Linked DNA regions of Homo sapiens: region 1 is linked to region 2. A link is a loop called in an ENCODE intact Hi-C map of the cell type or tissue named here. Cell type or tissue: IMR-90. All regions are shown on one strand. Each heading gives the region's core, and the rest is flanking DNA. Links, peaks and the distances in the headings are about the cores only.

The links. A loop is a pair of places that touch in the nucleus more often than their neighbours do. Peaks named below come from ENCODE experiments on the same cell type or tissue, not always from the same donor. Only the 100,000 strongest peaks of a DNase experiment are listed, where the experiment ranks them.
Region 1: a loop joins it to region 2, with 2.1 times the contacts of the local background. A loop is called at or near these places in 4 of 110 quality-filtered maps.

What each region holds. Positions count from the first base shown.
Region 1 is chr12:43,363,873-43,372,490 of GRCh38, forward strand. ADAMTS20 (ADAM metallopeptidase with thrombospondin type 1 motif 20) reads right to left here. Exons shown (of 39, transcript NM_025003.5): 37 at 5,418-5,509. Among named protein-coding and RNA genes, the nearest start is that of ADAMTS20, 180 kb to the right of the region's middle. In IMR-90, for the core only: no CTCF peak of the experiment used is centred there; a DNase peak (open chromatin) is centred at 6,669.
Region 2 is chr12:43,428,466-43,437,083 of GRCh38, forward strand. ADAMTS20 (ADAM metallopeptidase with thrombospondin type 1 motif 20) reads right to left here. Exons shown (of 39, transcript NM_025003.5): 19 at 5,780-5,906; 20 at 4,136-4,346; 21 at 3,839-4,003; 22 at 2,867-3,031; 23 at 1,887-2,006; 24 at 1,152-1,259; 25 at 170-334; 26 at 1-66. Among named protein-coding and RNA genes, the nearest start is that of ADAMTS20, 120 kb to the right of the region's middle. In IMR-90, for the core only: no CTCF peak of the experiment used is centred there; no DNase peak of the experiment used is centred there.

The sequences.
Region 1 (8,618 bases), core at 5,180-7,679, 62 kb before region 2:
GGGCCTCTATTTAATTGGATCAGATTATGGAGTTATTTATGCCCCCAAAATATTGTTGAAAGAATAGGGAAATCATCTAGCAATTAGTGGAGACTAAGAGCTAAGCATGATATCAGTAGAGACAGACCACGCATAAACTCAACACAATTTCAGGGAAAGAGAACTGAAGAAAGCCCACCTAAGACTATTGTTATCCCTGAAGGAGAGGAGCATCACGGTCACTGTGCATGCCCAAGACTGTGCCCACTGAGGAGTAACATCAAAGGCTGCACACTACAAGGGAAATAGAATTCACTGAAACAGTTCAGCCAGGTAATTAAAAAAAATACACAAACAAAGAAGTAAACGATAACCATAACAAGAAGCCTCAAAAGGGAGGGTGAAATCAGTAATCACAGTTGCTAAAATACAGTACCTGAAATGTCCAGTTTTCAACAAAATTTATGAGGCATACAAAGCATGATGCATACACAGGAAAAAAGTCAAGAAAAACTTCCTTTGAGAGATATCAGATGTCAGACTAAGCTGACAAAAACTTCAAAGCAGCTAATATAAATATGTTCAAAGGACTAAAGAAACCATGTTTAAAAAAGTAAAAGGAGGTATGATAACTGTGTCTCATCAAATAGAGAATAACAATAAAGATGAAGATATCATATTTTACAAAGAGTCAAAGGAAAACTCTGAAGATGAAAAGTACAATAATCAAGATTAAAAAATTCACAAAGGGGCTGAAATTGTCTACTGGAGCTAGTAGAATTCGCAAACTTAAAGGGATGTTAATGATGCAATCTGAAGAACAGAGAGGAAAAAAGAAGAAGAAAAATGAATAGGGCCTCAGAGGAATGAACGCACACCATTAGGTGCACCAACATATGCATAAAAGAAGCATCAAAAGGACAGAAGAATTAAAAAGAGCAGAGAATATATTTGAAGAAATAATGACTGAAAATTTTCCAAAATCAGTGGTATATATTAAAATAATGACTGAAAACTTTCCAAAATCAGTGAAACTTATTAATTTACCCATCCAAGAAGCTTAGTGGACTCCAAGCCAAGTAGACACAAAGAGATGCACATCAAATATGACACAGTAAAGACATTGAAAGACAAATGCAAAGAGAAAATCCCCAAAAACACCAAGAGAAAAAGGACCACATCCATGGAACCCAATAAGATAAACAGCTGACATCTATTACCTACTTAGAAGTCAGACAGCAGTGTGATGACATATTCAAAGTGCTGAAAATAAAAAACTGTACATCAATAATTTTTAATAAGCAAACCTATCATTCAGAAAGGAAGGCAAAATAAAGACACTCCTAGATAAACAAAACTGAGAGGACTTCTTGCTAGCACATCTACTTTACAAGACATACTAAAGGAAGTTCTTCAGGCTGAAATCAAGTAACATCAGACATTAATACAAATCAACTTAAAAAATCAAGAGTGCTGATAAAGTTAATTATGTAGATAATTATAAAATACGCTATAATTGCATATCTCTTCACTTTTCTTATTTTAACTGATTTAAAAGCAATCGTATAAACCAAGGTGTATATAAGTATATTATTGACCTGTAATATATAGACATGTAATATATTTGACAATAATGGCACAAATAAGACAGATGGAAGCAAAGCTGTTTTAGAGTTAGGAAATGACACAAGACGATAAGTCAAATCCACAGGAAGAAATAAAGAGAACCAGAAATACTAAATGAGAAGGTTTACGTAACAAACTCTATGAATATACAATTGCTCTATCTTCTCTCATATTATCTAAAAGACATAAAATTATTTAAGTTAATATAATACCAATATGTTGCAAGTTTGTTGCCTTTATAAATGGTATATGTATAACAAACATAGCAGAAAAAGAGAAGAAATAGGTCATTTATAGTAGTACTGTCTTTATATTTCACTGGAAAGAGAGGAATGTTCAATAGTAAAATGTAAAGTACATTCTGATAAGATATATATTGTAAGCCTTTGAATAACCACTAACAAAGCAATTCAAAAATAATGAAAAAACTGAGGAAATTAAAATGTTACACCAGAAAACATTCACTGAATAAAAAGAAAGCAGTAAGGAGGAACAGTTGAACAAAGACAACATGAAACATATAGAAAACAAAAAGTAAAATGGCAGATGTAAATCCAGACATAGCGATAGTGATGTTAAAAAAATCCAATCAAAGGCAGTAATCCAACAAAATACTCTATAAGAGACATTCTTAAGAGCCAAAGATATAAATAAGTTGAAAGTAAAGGGATGAAAATATATATAGCAATTCTAACAGAGCTGGAGTGGCCACACTAGTATCAGATAAATTAGCCTTTAAAACAAAAACATTACTGTAGATAAAGAAGAATATTTTATAATAATAAAAAGGTCAATATGTTAGGAAGTTATGACAGTTATATATTCGTGTACAACAAAATCTCAAAATAAATGAAACAAAACAAAATACATAAAAGATTGAATTGAGAAACAGACAATTTAAAAATAATAGTTGCAGAGTTTCAGCAGATAGAACTAAGCAGAAGATCAACAAGAAAGAAAGAGTTGAACAACAATATAAACCAATAAGGTCTGTAGTCTATAGAACACTTCACCCAACAACAACAGAATGCACATTCTTCCCAAGAATGTATTGAATGTTTTCCAGGACAAACTATATGTTATGACATAAAATAAGCCTCAATAAATTTAGTGGATAAAATAACACAGAGCGTGTTTTCCAGTCACAATAAAGGTTGAAATCCAAAAAAAGAAAATTTGGGAAATTTACAAATATGCGGAAATTAAACTCCACACTCTTAAATAACCAATATACCAAAGACCTAACTATAGATAATAGAAAATAAAATAAATGAAAGGAAACACAACATACCAAATATTTTGGGATGCAACAAAAGAATCGATTAAAGGAAAATTTATGACTACAAATGCCTATATTAAAAAGGAAAAATAATCTCAAATCAATAATCTACCCTTCTACCTTAAAACACTGGAAAAAGAAGAGCAGAGGATTGTAAGGGAATACTATGAACAATGTGTGACAACCAATTAGTCAACTTAGATAAAACAAACAAATTCCTAGGGAGACATAACTACCAAAACAAATTCAAGAACAACAAAAATTTGAATACATCTATAATAAATAAAGAGAGTAAATTGGTAATTAAAACAACTTTCACGAAGAAAAGCCCAGGCTCAGATGGCTTTGCTGGTAAATTCTACCAAACATATAAAGAATAATTTTTTTGCAAACTCTTCCCAAACAGTACAAGAGGAAAAAACACGTCCCGCTACATTCTATAAGGCCACTATTTCTGTGATACCAAAATGAGACAGATATCACAAGAAAAAAAATGATACAACAATTTCTACTACAAATATGAATGAAATATTCTCAAAAAATAGTAGCAAACCAAATTTAGCAATATATGAAAATAATTACATCCCATGACTAAGTGGGATTTATCACAGGAACGCAAGGTTGTGTTTCAACATATAAAAATAAATCAGTGTGGTAACACTCTATCAATCCAGTAATGGACAAAAACCACAGGATCTTCTCCACAGAAAATCCAGCATCCTTTCATAATAACACTTAAGCTAGAAACAAAAGGCTGTGTCCTCAACCTGATCAAGGACATCTAGAAAATACTCCTAGCTGACATACTTAACATACACATGAAACTAACATACTTACTGCTGAAGGACTGAATGCCTTTTGCCTAATATTGGAAAACAAGGATGTTCACTCTTGCCACTTTTATTCAGTATTGTAATAGAAGATGTAGTCCGCACAATAAAACAAGATAAAGAAATTAAAGATATCTAGATTGAGGAGGAAGTAAAATTATCTTTATTCACAGATGACATCACTGTGTATAAAGAAAATCCTAAGTAATCTACTGTTACAACTAATAAATGAGTTCAGCAAAGTTGCAGAATTCAAGATCAATCCATACAAATATAGGCAAAAATTGATTATTTATTTGGGCCCCAGATTTGGGTTCTCCTTACCAACCACTCTACCTGTCAAAGCCTTCTTAATGTTGAGCTGGAACCTACTGCCCTATTAATGCCTCTGGAGGAACACAAGCAACCTCACTCCTCTTTCATGGTAGTTCTTTAAATATGTAAAGATCGTTACCATTGTCTCTCACTCTTTTCCTGGCTACCTTCTCCATTTTCCTTAGTTGACATGATTCAAACCCTTCTTTCTTTCCTGTGATCTCCTCCTACTCCTAAATAGATTGAAAATGATGTTTTACAGACAGAAATTTTAAAATAACTGTAATGTTCCAGTGTCAAATAAAAATAAATCCTTCAGTCTTGCTATTTTGTTTTGGAACCTTACGATTATATTAGGTTGTTTATAAATCACTCCCTGACCTAAAGGAGTCATACTGAACTCATGCTGGGCGAAGAAACACCTATGTCTTTTTCATGTAACATCACCACTTTCCGTTTGAGTTTCTGGACCTAAGTTAAGATGTATAGATTTATTCAGGTTCTTACTCATTTTAGCCTGTAGTTCTAGTGTCTCTTGATCTCCTTTAAGTTCTCTAACAGAAAATGTCCTCTCTTCCTAATATAAGCGTAACTTAGATGTCATATAATGAAAATTATAAATGGAATAGTCTAAGAAGAGACTATGACAAACTATTAACTACTTCTCTTCAAAATGATATCAATATAGTAATTACCACTTGTCTTAGGTAGTAGATTTGATTCATATATTCAATTAGCAATGAGTCACCTAAAAGTGCTATATTCATCTAGCTTACAATTCTTCATCTATCATAAAAATGTTCTTTTCATTATCTATGTAAAATCTCTAGTTAATAATGTGAGAGAATATTTTCTTCTAGGAAAACATGCTCTGTATTGGAAATCATGGAAATGACATAAGAGCATGTGAAGAGAACTCTAGAAATAAAGGATAAAAGCGAGAATAAAAATATGAAAATGTATTCAATATACATTTTATTGATAACAGACTGTCATTTGGAGGACGTTACAGACCCAGGAAGCTAATAGAACTGATGTCAGCAGAAGTGTATGAAAGTCACATGCTTGTGATCCGTTCCTTTGCCTTTTGACAAATATCTATTCATTTCCATGGACTAAACGGAAAGATGAAGAAACTGATAACACATTATGGAAGAAGAAATAGAATCTGTTTAAAATTATTGTTATGCCTTTTAAACAAACCCAAAATTGGCAAAGATGCTTTTCCTCCAAAGGTTATCTATAACCTTTGAAACAAAGCGCATATGTGAAGTTTTGCATTTCTATTTACTTATGTTTCTTGCAATATTCTGGTTAAAAAAATGAATGAAGAGAAGCTATAATTTTTTTCACAAAGAAAGAAAATTAATCAAACAAATATGAAATACCTGTGGGCATCTGAAAGCACTGTAGCAATCTCCAGCTGTGGCAAATGGAACTGCATTTCCAAATATTGTTTTGGAAAAAAGAAGGTCCGTAGCTAGAAAATAATAAATAAAACTCTTTAGCATGGAGACAATAATGCAATCGTTGTTGTCAAACACAGAGTTTTCTTATTACTTACTTAGTAAATATACATATTTATATATTAATTTTAAAATTTTAAGCACAAATGCCACAATTCTGGTATATATCATAGAATAAGCTCTCATTGAACAAATTTTGTTTAATATAAAAATGTTCATATCATAAATTGCCCTAACAAAGGGCAAGCACATTTGTAATTAAACAGAAGAGTTAAAACGAAATAAATGCATTATTACATTTGAAGTCATAGAATATCTGAAATAGGTAAAGTGGGGTCAGGAGCAAAATCACTGGAGAAAAAAGGGTTATGTAAACATAAATGACAAAACAATAAAATTGAATGCTTATAAACAGCACATACAAAAATTCATTTAGGTAATTCAAAATCTCTCCACAAAAAAGTATGCCATTTTCTTTTTTTCGTGTCTTATTGCATTATGTTATTCTTTTTATTTTTTTCAAACTTACTTTTGCTAACAGTGTTAGCAAAATTTCCTGACTGGTAATAATGCTGAAGAGTCTACATAAAGTATCAAAAATAGAGCCATTGGATTAAAACAGGCTGGAAGGAACACTAAAAGTCAGCTGCTTCAATCACCTATTCATGTTTGAATCAAATATTATCCCAACCAAATCATCTAGCCAGTGGCTGTCACCTCCACTATGTATTCCAAATCTCTTCACTTTCAAGACTGCAAAATCACTGCATGTCCCAGGATGACATCAGTCCTTCAGAGGCAATTCCCAAAGGTAGCATTTCTGGAAATATTTGTCATATCTCCAAAGGGCAGTTTCAAAAACCAGGAAGCTCTCCATGGTTTACCAGAGCCAGCTTGTACCAAATAGTGAGAGCCAACTCTGTGCATTTCTTCCCAAGCCCAGGTACAATGAGGTCATGTTGGTAGCTCATGATTGGTCAGGGTGGGAATACATACACCATGTATATATTAGTGCCTGACACCACAAATCAGACTTTTTCTTCCCTGGATAACTGGTCGTCATTCATCTGCACACCACTATTTATTTGTGGCATTTGTGGATTATGCTGGGGCAGAGCAGAGACACAACTTTCAAAGCATCTATTGTTACTAACTCCAAAAGCATGTCAGTCAACAGCCAGTTTCATCAGCCAATTACACAATGATGACTCATAAGTATATATTCCAGTCCACCTGACTCTGATGAGTTACAGAACATATATCAAATTCCTATTGGGCATCATTACTTGGATGACCTACAGATATCTGTAATTTAACATGTTCAAAGCTAAATGCATTATCTTTTTCTCCAAATTTATTTGCCCTGCTCTATTTCCCATTTCACTAAACTGTACTACCATCTGTCTTGTTATTTTAGAAACCTTTCTAAATATTCCATGTCACTAATTCTCACACCCCTTCTATCAGAAAATCCTGTAGTGTCTACCTCTTTAATATTTCTCAAATAGGTATCCTAACCCATGTTCCCAGTACTCATCACTTTTTATCTGAATTGTTACATTCGCTTCCTAATCATTTTTCATGGATACAATCTGTTCTGCCTCCAACCAACTCTATTCCTTCCCCTGCTTATGCCTTTATGCCTTTATTCCAATGGTTCCTATAACTTGCAAGATAAAATTCAATTGTATAGTTTAGTATGCACTGTTCTTCATGATCTGCTCCCTGCGAACTTTTCTAATAAGCTACCATCCCCCAACCTACATTTGATTTATGTTAGACAAAACTAGACTGCTTTTTATTCTCTGATATCGCCAAAATGCTTCTCCCTTCCATGCTTTTGTTCATGCTTCTCCCTCCTCCTAAAACTCATTTTTTTGCCTCTTTTGTTAACTCAAAGTTGTCTTGAGATTGTTCAAACTATCTGTTCCTATAAACCTCTTGAGAAAAGCGAGGACTTTTAATTCAACAGATACTTATTTACAATATATTTTGCATTGGGCAGTATTATAGATATTGCGAACACAACAGTGGGTGAAACAGAGGCCAATGGAACCTGAGTCTTACCAGGAAGAGACAAGTTATAAAACAAATATTACAGTATGTTAGGGGTGATACTTGCTATGGAAAGAAAATAAAGCAGATAATAGAATGGGGAGGAAGAGAATTTAGTGGTGGAGAGTGGTTCTGGATGGTCTTATTTAGAAGATAAATTTCAGCAGAGACCCAAAAGAAATGAAGGGGTAAACCACACAGACAGCTACAGATGAATGTTCCCGGCAGATGGAACAGTAAGTGCGAAGGCCTTAAGATGGGGGCATGCCTGGTGTGTTCAAGGAACAGCAAACAGGCCACTGTGTCTGTAGTAGGAGTGATCATGGGGCTCAGGGCAGCAGAAAACTGAGAGGGAATAGAGGTGGAAAGGTCATGGTGACTCTTGTTGACCAGTGAAATGCACAATTTTGTCCATAACAGCATGCACATTGAAAATTCACCTGACAGAAGTTGATGATGAATTACATGTGGGTGTGGAAGAAAGGTAGAAGTTGAAGATGTTGCTAGGTTTTAGCTAGACTAAGTAGAATATTATTGGTGGCATTTACTGCAGTGGTAAACATTTGGGTTTGACAGCAGGTTTGGCAGGAAATGTTAGAAGTTCAGTTTTGGATACATTGAGTTTGACATGCCTATTAGACATTCATATGAATATGCTGAGTAGACAGTTGGATTTTGGAGGTTAGGGTAGCAATCCAAGCTGGAAATGTGCATTTGGGACTGTCATTTAATAGATGGTACTTGAAATCTATAAATTTAATGAGATTCCCAAATAACAACTGAATCCTATAGCTCCTCAACATTCAGAGTTGTAGAAGATGAAGAATAACTTGCCAAGTCGAGAAACAGTGAGAAAGACAGGAGAAAGAGTGGTCAAGAAAGACACAAAACCATTAGAGGATGGTGTCCTGGGATCCAAATGCTGCTGATGCATCATGTAAGATGGAAAACAAGACTTTATCATTGAATTTAAGGAAACAGGTTATTGATGACTTTGATAAGGACTGTTTCCTGGAAGTGACATGAATAAGAGATTGATTAGAGTATAGCATGGGGAAAGAGAATTGG
Region 2 (8,618 bases), core at 2,607-5,106:
TGGCTGATGGTAGTTCATGCATAAAACTTGTCGAGTTGTTTTTCCATGGCCACAGGAAGCTGAACACTGATCAAAAATTTAGCCAATGGTAATATACAACATTAATTTATATTTAATATCAAATATATTTAAATTTTTCATTTTCTTTTTTTCTCATAAGAATACTTACGGGTGACCAATCCCCTGCTTGCCACTCTCCACAAGGGGTAAAACAGTCCCATATTTCAGCAGGTCGGGGTAAGTGGGCACAATATGATTCATCTGCTATTCTATCAAGAGCATCACGACAGCTTACATAGCGGGCTTGAGTACCTCTTCCACAAGATACGGAGCACTTTTTAAGAAATCAAATTGTATCCGGGCATTATACAGTAGTACCTCACCCATGTCCCTTTTACATAGCTGTTACTCACATTTCTAAAACATCCAGTTTCTTGAGAAATTTTAAATTATTATAGATAATATTACCTGACATCACTTCTGAGTCAAATAAAGATGGGGTAGTGAATATTCCAATCAGTTTAGATCATAAATTTCACAAATAATGTATAGTAATTTCAATAATACATAAATATAATGATTTAAAATAATGCTTAGTTATTTGCTAAAATTAAAGATACTTAAAATATTTTAGGTAAGAGAATCTTATGATATCAATAAAAATAATTTTGATATATAATATCTACTACTAAGTAACAGATAGATATAATTCCATAATTAAAATATTCAGAGAATATATGAAGCTTAAAAATACATATTCTACAAGATTTTAGCAACGTATACTCCACATACGTTAAAGCTTTCAGTGTAGAAAAACAACATGAAAATGTTTGTAGTTCAAATAAAAGCCGATACAGCCTAATACTAAATCTGATTCTCATAACAACCTGTGACGTAAGTATTATTAGTATTCCCATTTTGAAGATTAGAAAATATACTCAGAAAACTTCAATTTCTTGTCCAGAGACACAGAGCTCTTGAAAGGCAAAGGACTTAGCCATTAATTCCTAATTCTAAACCCTATACTTCTTTGATGCCATCAAAATACCTGAGAATAAATGTATACATTGTGAAATCTCTAGCAACCATTTTGTTGATGTCTAAAAGCTACCATAATAGAAACACTGTATCTATTAAAGAAATTCACTTACTGGGGTCCAAGAACCATGTCGCCATTGTGCCATCTTTTTTATGAGAACAGTTGGTAATAAAGCGGTCTCAAGTTTAGAAATAAATGAGCAAGGTGTAAGTACACAGCTCTGTTCAGAAGAAAAATGGTTCTCGTAAAACATTAATTAATGACTGATTTATACAAAATCTAATACTTCACTTCTTCTGTATGTCTCAAGAACCGTTCCATACTAAATTAGAAATTGGTAATATGAATGTTTTCATTTTCAAAAGCACTAACTACAGTATCGTCAAGTGTCAATAGTGGATAATGACTGAATCCTAAAGTTTGGACCATTCTGTTTGATTGCTGAAAAGGAAAAGAGCTTCAGTCCTTTAAAAATACTGCTCAGCTAAAACATTCTGAACGGACACAAAACTCTACCTTAAAAAACACAATACACTTTAGGAGTTCATGATATTTATAATAATAGATATAACCTTCTTCTTCAGTTCAAAGAATGGAAATTCACAAGTTAAATGAGTGAGCCCTTAGCAGATAAAGAGTAAAAAAAAAAAAAAAATTCATTGATAAAGCTACAAAGCTGGCAAAACCAAGAACAACAAATTCTATTTTTTTGCCTCTCTCTCACACATACACGTGTTTAAGGCATACAAGTTTAAGTGGAAAAAAATAAGTAAAGAAATAATTTTAACACATCAATAATCTTTCTGTCTCATAAATCTTTTTGTTTGTAAACCATGATTCTTTTTACCTGTCTGTCACTGGGGCGACTAGCTTCATGGCATTCTGTGTCCTCTAACACTGCACTAGCTAGCTCATTGACACATTTAACATCTCGCATCTGATACCCATGTCCACATGTGGTTGTGCACTGAAAGAAGAATATAGATATTAAAAAAACATTGTTTCCCAAAAGTTACACAAACTTCTATTTTCTTAATGAATACCCTGTTAATAATATACTTTTAATAATCTTTTTATCAATCCTTTATACTAGATTTAAGACTTAAAAAGAGCAAATTCAATAAATATGCATATTTATTCAAATTAAGTAAATACCAAATATTGAAGTTAACCAAACTGTACAACAATTAATGTATTCTGAAAAGTTGTCATATAAAAATATAAATAGAGGCCTGATATTTTAGAAAGCAGTCAATATGATTTAAGGAAACTAAATATTTTTCAAACACCACCTAGTGTATGCATGTCATTTAATATACTAAGTAAATTTTAAAGAGACAAAGAAGGAACAGCATATAAAGTTAAAGGGAAAATGAGAGAAGGCTTCCTGTCAACTGTGGCAACCTCTACAGAATAATAAGCTACTCCATCCTCATCCAGCCTGATCATTGCTCATCCTGCAGACTCCTAGCTGCCTGTTCAGCAAAACGTCTAAACGATGCCTATCCTAAAAACAATAAAGATATCAATGCAGACACAGAGATGAAAATATTTATAATCTAAATAAAGCTGATAAAAGCATAAAGTCTGTAGCATTTTGGTTAACAAAAGGGAATTTAAAAGCAAAGCTGAAATATTTATTACAGAAAAATTAGCAGTACTATCAACATGTTACACATAAAGATTCACATTTCAGGGTTGCTGTTGTTTTTTAATAAACCAAGCCAAATTCCATTGCATCCACTAAGGGAGGAGTAAATATAACACAACTTTTGTGCTATTCTGTAAAGATAGATCAAATTAGAAAAACCCATATCATATACTCACAGGACCCCATGGTCCTACTTGCCAGGAAGCACATGTATGAAGTTCACATGGACTCAGAGATTCAGGTTTGGTACTTGAATTACAGAAGCCATCACTCAAGTGATCTACATTCAGCTGACACCATACCTGCCGCTGCTTTGTTCCTTTACCACATGTAACAAGGCACTGTAAGAATAAAACTGATCATTATTTATTTGCAGCATTAGTCAACACAAATGCCTTAAACTGATGCAATGATCAATTTGCATATAGAAATACAGTTGAAAAACCATTCCCAAATGCATTTTCCCTCACTCCACCAGAGATATTCACTGGGTAAAATCAGCCTGCCCCTAACTTCTGCTGCCCAAGTCCCACTGAAACATCCATTTATCCTAGAAACAAAGGTGCAAAACTAACCTTAGAATAAGTATTCATCCCAGGCTGCTGTGGACCCTGGCACTTTCTTATGCAAAGGGTTATAGATTAAATATCAGTTAGTGTTATTACTAGTCAGATACTGTAAATAGTATAAAGACAAACTATCTTGTATATTTCTTTTTTTTTTTTTGAGACAGATTCTCACTCTGTCACCCATGCTGGAGTGCAGTGGCCAATCTCAGCTTACCGCAATCTCTGCTCATTGATACTCCACGTCCCAGACTCAAGCAATCCTCCCACCTCAGCCTCCCGAGTAGCTGGGACCACAGGTGTGTGTCACCACATCCAGCTAAATTTCACTATGTTGCTCAGGCTGGTCTTGAACATCTGAGCTCAAGCAATCCACCCACCTCAGTTTCCCAGAGTGCTGGTATTACAGGCATGAGACACTGTGTGCCTGGCCTGTCTTATAAATTTCTGACAGCTTTGATAATAGTTATTTACAAAATGATGAAATAAATTTAAGCACTTTTAAATTTTGTAAAGTCTTAGATTACAAAGCTTTACTAACACAATATTTTAATAGTTCCAAGCATCATGTGTTTAATGTACCTCGCTCCATTCACTAGCAGCCCAACTGGGACAGGAAAATTCATTGCAATTCTCTCTCGTCACTCGGGACAGTTCTTGGCATTCATTGTCAGCAAGACGATGGCCAAAGTTATTCATACAATAAGATTCTCGAGACCTTTCCCCTCCTCCACAACTCCTGGAACACTGATTAAAAAAAAAAAAGTGGTAACTAATGGAAAAAAATCAGATTTTCAACAAAATTATACTTCAGAGTAACATAAATACGTAATTAGAAAGAAAGGGGCAACTTTTTTTAAGCAATCATTTTTATTGTACCTGAGACCATTCTGAATAATGCCATCTTGTGAAGACACAGTTACCATGGCATAGTTCTTGGGTAGGAGGTTTAAGCTGGTCACCACAGTAGTGGTCATCAACTTGAACAGTCTGTCCTTCATGAATGGAATACTTCATGCAATGGATGTCCAAGGTTCTATATCCTTGACCACATTGGGATGAACATTCACTTTTGCCAATAACATGCCACCTTGAAAAAAGATGTTACTATACTTAGGAGGTATATTACATAATTTAAAAACAGATTCAGAGACACTCATGCATTCAGTTTTTAAAATCCTAAAAGTTGATAGACAAACCACCAAAAAACAAAACCAGTCTGCAGCCAGGAAGCCAGCATTATACTACTGACCTCATGCCAGCACTTGGTGGTAGCTTTGGAGGTGCGTCCAAGGAACCCCAAGCTTCCTCAAAAACCTCTGAAAACAACTGGTTTAGATTATGATTACCCAATTACTTAGTGGCAGATTTAAGATAATAACTGAACATATCTGACTGCCAATCAGATAGTTTATCCCTATGCAATCCTCTATAAGTATTTCGATTTTATGACCAGGGAACGTCTAGGAATTTGACTACATCAATAAAAATAAAGCATTTAAAAAGTTAACTAGTTTTTGCAAAGTACACTACACTTTCTCATTCATTCCTGTAATCTATATTTAGACATGTTTCCAGGTAAAACATGTCTTCCACAAGTAAAAATGTTAGTTATAGCCAAATTATCCCAATTGTAGTCTAGCATTCATCAATGTGAGGGCACCAGTATAACAAAACACAGAATTCACAGAATTCATTTCCGTCCCTAATAGCATCTCAAGAATTTCACTGTGCTTCCTTTTACTACTATGTAGTGGATGCAACTTATATAGGCAGTTCTACTACTGTGCTTCTGCTATGCCTTCAACCAACATCATAAATATATAGAAATTCTCATCAAGTGAAAGAGGTTCTGGCCATACCTGAATGTTAAATGGCACCTGCTACAATGCTAAAAATAAATGTATAAATATGATAGATGGACTCATTGTATACCATGTCACTACAAGACCAATCACGCACACACACACATGCACACACAAACACACACACACACACACACACACACACACACACACACAAACCAAATAACAAGAAATTTAAATTAGAAGTATAAACTTGCTGTCATGATCTAGGATCAATTTCCCTAAAGTTTAATGGACAAAATACTGATAGAATGTCAAGGAAATCAATCAATTTGATTTCTCCAAACTTCAGAAGTTTACTGGTTCATTAATTCCGTGGAAAGTAAAGAATCATGCTAAAAAATTTATTGTTTCAGATCTTTAAACCATCCATTTTCAGATAACAGTTTACTTGTATTTATTTTACAGACAAAATTACAATCTTTTTCTACATAAAATATTGAGGCCTATATACTGGTATTCAGAAAATACTATGAATGAAAATTCAAATCAATTATGTACTGAGTTTTACCATAAAATAGTGAGCCTGAAATTTTTTCATGGCATGGCAGATGATGAGTAATAATTGCATGTCCATGCTGTGTCAGTCACTGTGTTAGACATTTTAATCTTAGCTCACTTATTAATCTGGTTATATTACATATTATTTCTCTTTTACCTTAGTTCACAGTCTGTATTGCAACTTTGAGTAACAAATGATGGAAGTGGCAAGTGGTCACATTCTTTATCAGACACAACACTATGATCACTCTTATGTATGCAAGTTATGTTTCTTCGCTGAAGACCTTGGCCAAAGTCAAATGAAAATAAAAAATGAAAGAAAAATTCACAGTTAGATGTTCCATAATTATGTAATTCTGCTAATAGCTTAAAGGAGCCAGCTAAGCAAGTAAAAATTTCCAATGCAACATACAGGATATACTAGTATATTAATCTAATGAGGAATGACTTTTATAATAAGTAAGCTGAATCCTGAATGACTGAAAGTTTGCTTAATGAAGAGATGTACAGAAGATGGGACAGGCATTGGAGTAAAATGAAATTCACTATAGTGGGATAGAGTGGTTGTTGGTGAATAATTGAGTAGCTAAGGACAGCACTGTTGCTATACAGTACACTATATTACTGTCATCCATCAGCTACCTCAGCTACCTCCCATTTTCCCATAAGAGGATTGCACATCTCTATTGCTGCAATGTTATAGTAACTTCCTGTAGGGGAAGAACTCTTTCCTGTTGATTGGCATCAGGCTTTTTATCAACCGACTGAAAAGGAACGTGACCTATTCCAGTCCCACCCAGCTCTCTTTCCTTTTTCCCTCTGCCTCCAGAACATCATTTCCCAGATACAGCTGATCTTTCAGCCTGGAATCATGGAAAAAAAAGGCATAGACAGGCAATAAAAAGATCAGTGTCTGTCACCAGTTGTGGGGGAAGGAAGGAAGAATAAATAGATGAAGCAAAGAGATTTGTAGGGCAGTGAAACTACTATGTATGATATTATATTGGTGAATACATGTCACTATACGTTTGTCAAACCATAGAATTTACAACACAAATAGTAAACTCTAATGTAAACTATGGACTTTAATTAATAATAATGCATCAAAATTGGCTCATCAATTGCACAAATGTGCCACATTAATGCAAGATGTTAATAATAGAGGAGTGTGGAGGAGAATGGCAGAGGGAAGAAAGATGAATATGCAAACTTTCTGTACTTTCTACTCAATTTTTCAGTAAACCTAAAACTTCTCTAAAAAATAAAGTCTAGGCCGGGCGTGTTGGCTCACACCTGTAATCTCAGCACTTTGGGAAGCTGAGGCGGGCGGATCACGAGGTCAGGAGATCAAGACCATCCTGGCTAACAAGGTGAAACCCCGTCTCTATTAAAAATACAGAAATCAGCCAGGCGTGGTGGTGGGTGCCTGTAGTCCCAGCTACTCGGGAGGCTGAGACAGGAGAATGGTGGGTGAACCCAGGAGGCAGAGCTTGCAGTGAGCCGAGATCGCACCACTGCACTCCAGCCTGGGCAACAGAGTGAGACTCCATTTCTAAAAAAAAAAAAAAAACAAAAAAATAAAAATAAAAATAAAATAAAAAAAGTCTATAAAAAAAAAAAACATGGATACAGATACCAAGTTGGAGTAGACCCATAGCCAATTAGCAGCCAAAACATGACATGAGCAATAAATAAACCTTTATTGTTCCAAGCCATTAAGATTTGGTGGTTTGCATGCAGGATAACTACAGCAAAAGCAAACTAAGAGAAGTGGTCATAACTGACCAGAGTCATTTGAACTTTATGCTTTCTGCAATGAGGAGACAGTAAAGAGTTTAAGCAGTCAGTGACATGAACAAATTTCTGTTTTATCAAAGTTCAACTTTGTGCTTCCAGTTAACTAAACATGATTATATACGTTATCTCTGCTCCTTTCTCAATATCTTTTGAAATGACTATGAGAAATTCTGAAAACGCATAAACGTAAAAGAAGAAAAAAAGGAAAAGAAAAAAAACAGCAAGGAAATGAAATTTTGAATATGAAAAGTAGATGGAAATAACTATTTAACAGAGCCAAGGAATTGGAACCTAAGCCTGCAAAGTGGGAAAGTAAATAAGCAACAAATCATTCATGACATAGAACCCAAGAGAGGCCCAGGAATGGAAAACACCAGGTTCCTCTGACAGGGCGAATGTGTGAGGGGTAGGCCTGAAATAATAAAGAATTAATTGAAAAGTATTTTAAAAGAATGGTTAGACCACTAGCTTCCTAGTTGAGAACAGCACTATCCAATGAAAACAGAATGTGAACCACATCTGGAACTTTATATTTTCTAGTAGTCACGTTAAAAAAAAAAGTTAAATTAATTTTAATAACCTTTATGTTTAGCCCCAAATATTTAAAATATGATTTGAACATATCAATATAAAATTATTAATAATATATTTTACGTTCTTTTTTCATTCTAAGTCTTCCAGATTTAGCATGCATTTAACACTTACAGCACATTTCAATAGATTAGCCACACATGGCTAGCGGCTACCATATTGCACAGCATAGCTCTAGAAAAAGTGAACTTGAGAGCATAAGACACAGCTGAGAAAAGCTGGGAACACACTCTACTGAAACAAGGTGGCTAAATAAAATTCCCCACACTGAATGATGTGATCCCAGCCCATTCAGCGCTCAATCTCCTGCTGGCACCATGCCAACTTCTGTTATCCCGCAGCACCCTCATGACAATCAGAAGATGAGAGAATTCCTCTCTTGCAGGACCGTTTAACTCAAGAAAAAAGATCAACTGACAATAACATTTGAGACTTCTCTCCAATGACATATGAGAGGGCTACTTAATGACCAAATTACTCTATAATGAAACTTCTAGTTAACTTGTCTGACCCACAGAGGGCTTTCAATCAGACTTTTAGTACTTTTAAAATATGAACAAACAGCGCAAGGTCAGTAGACATTCTAGGAAAGCCTCTAACACACACAA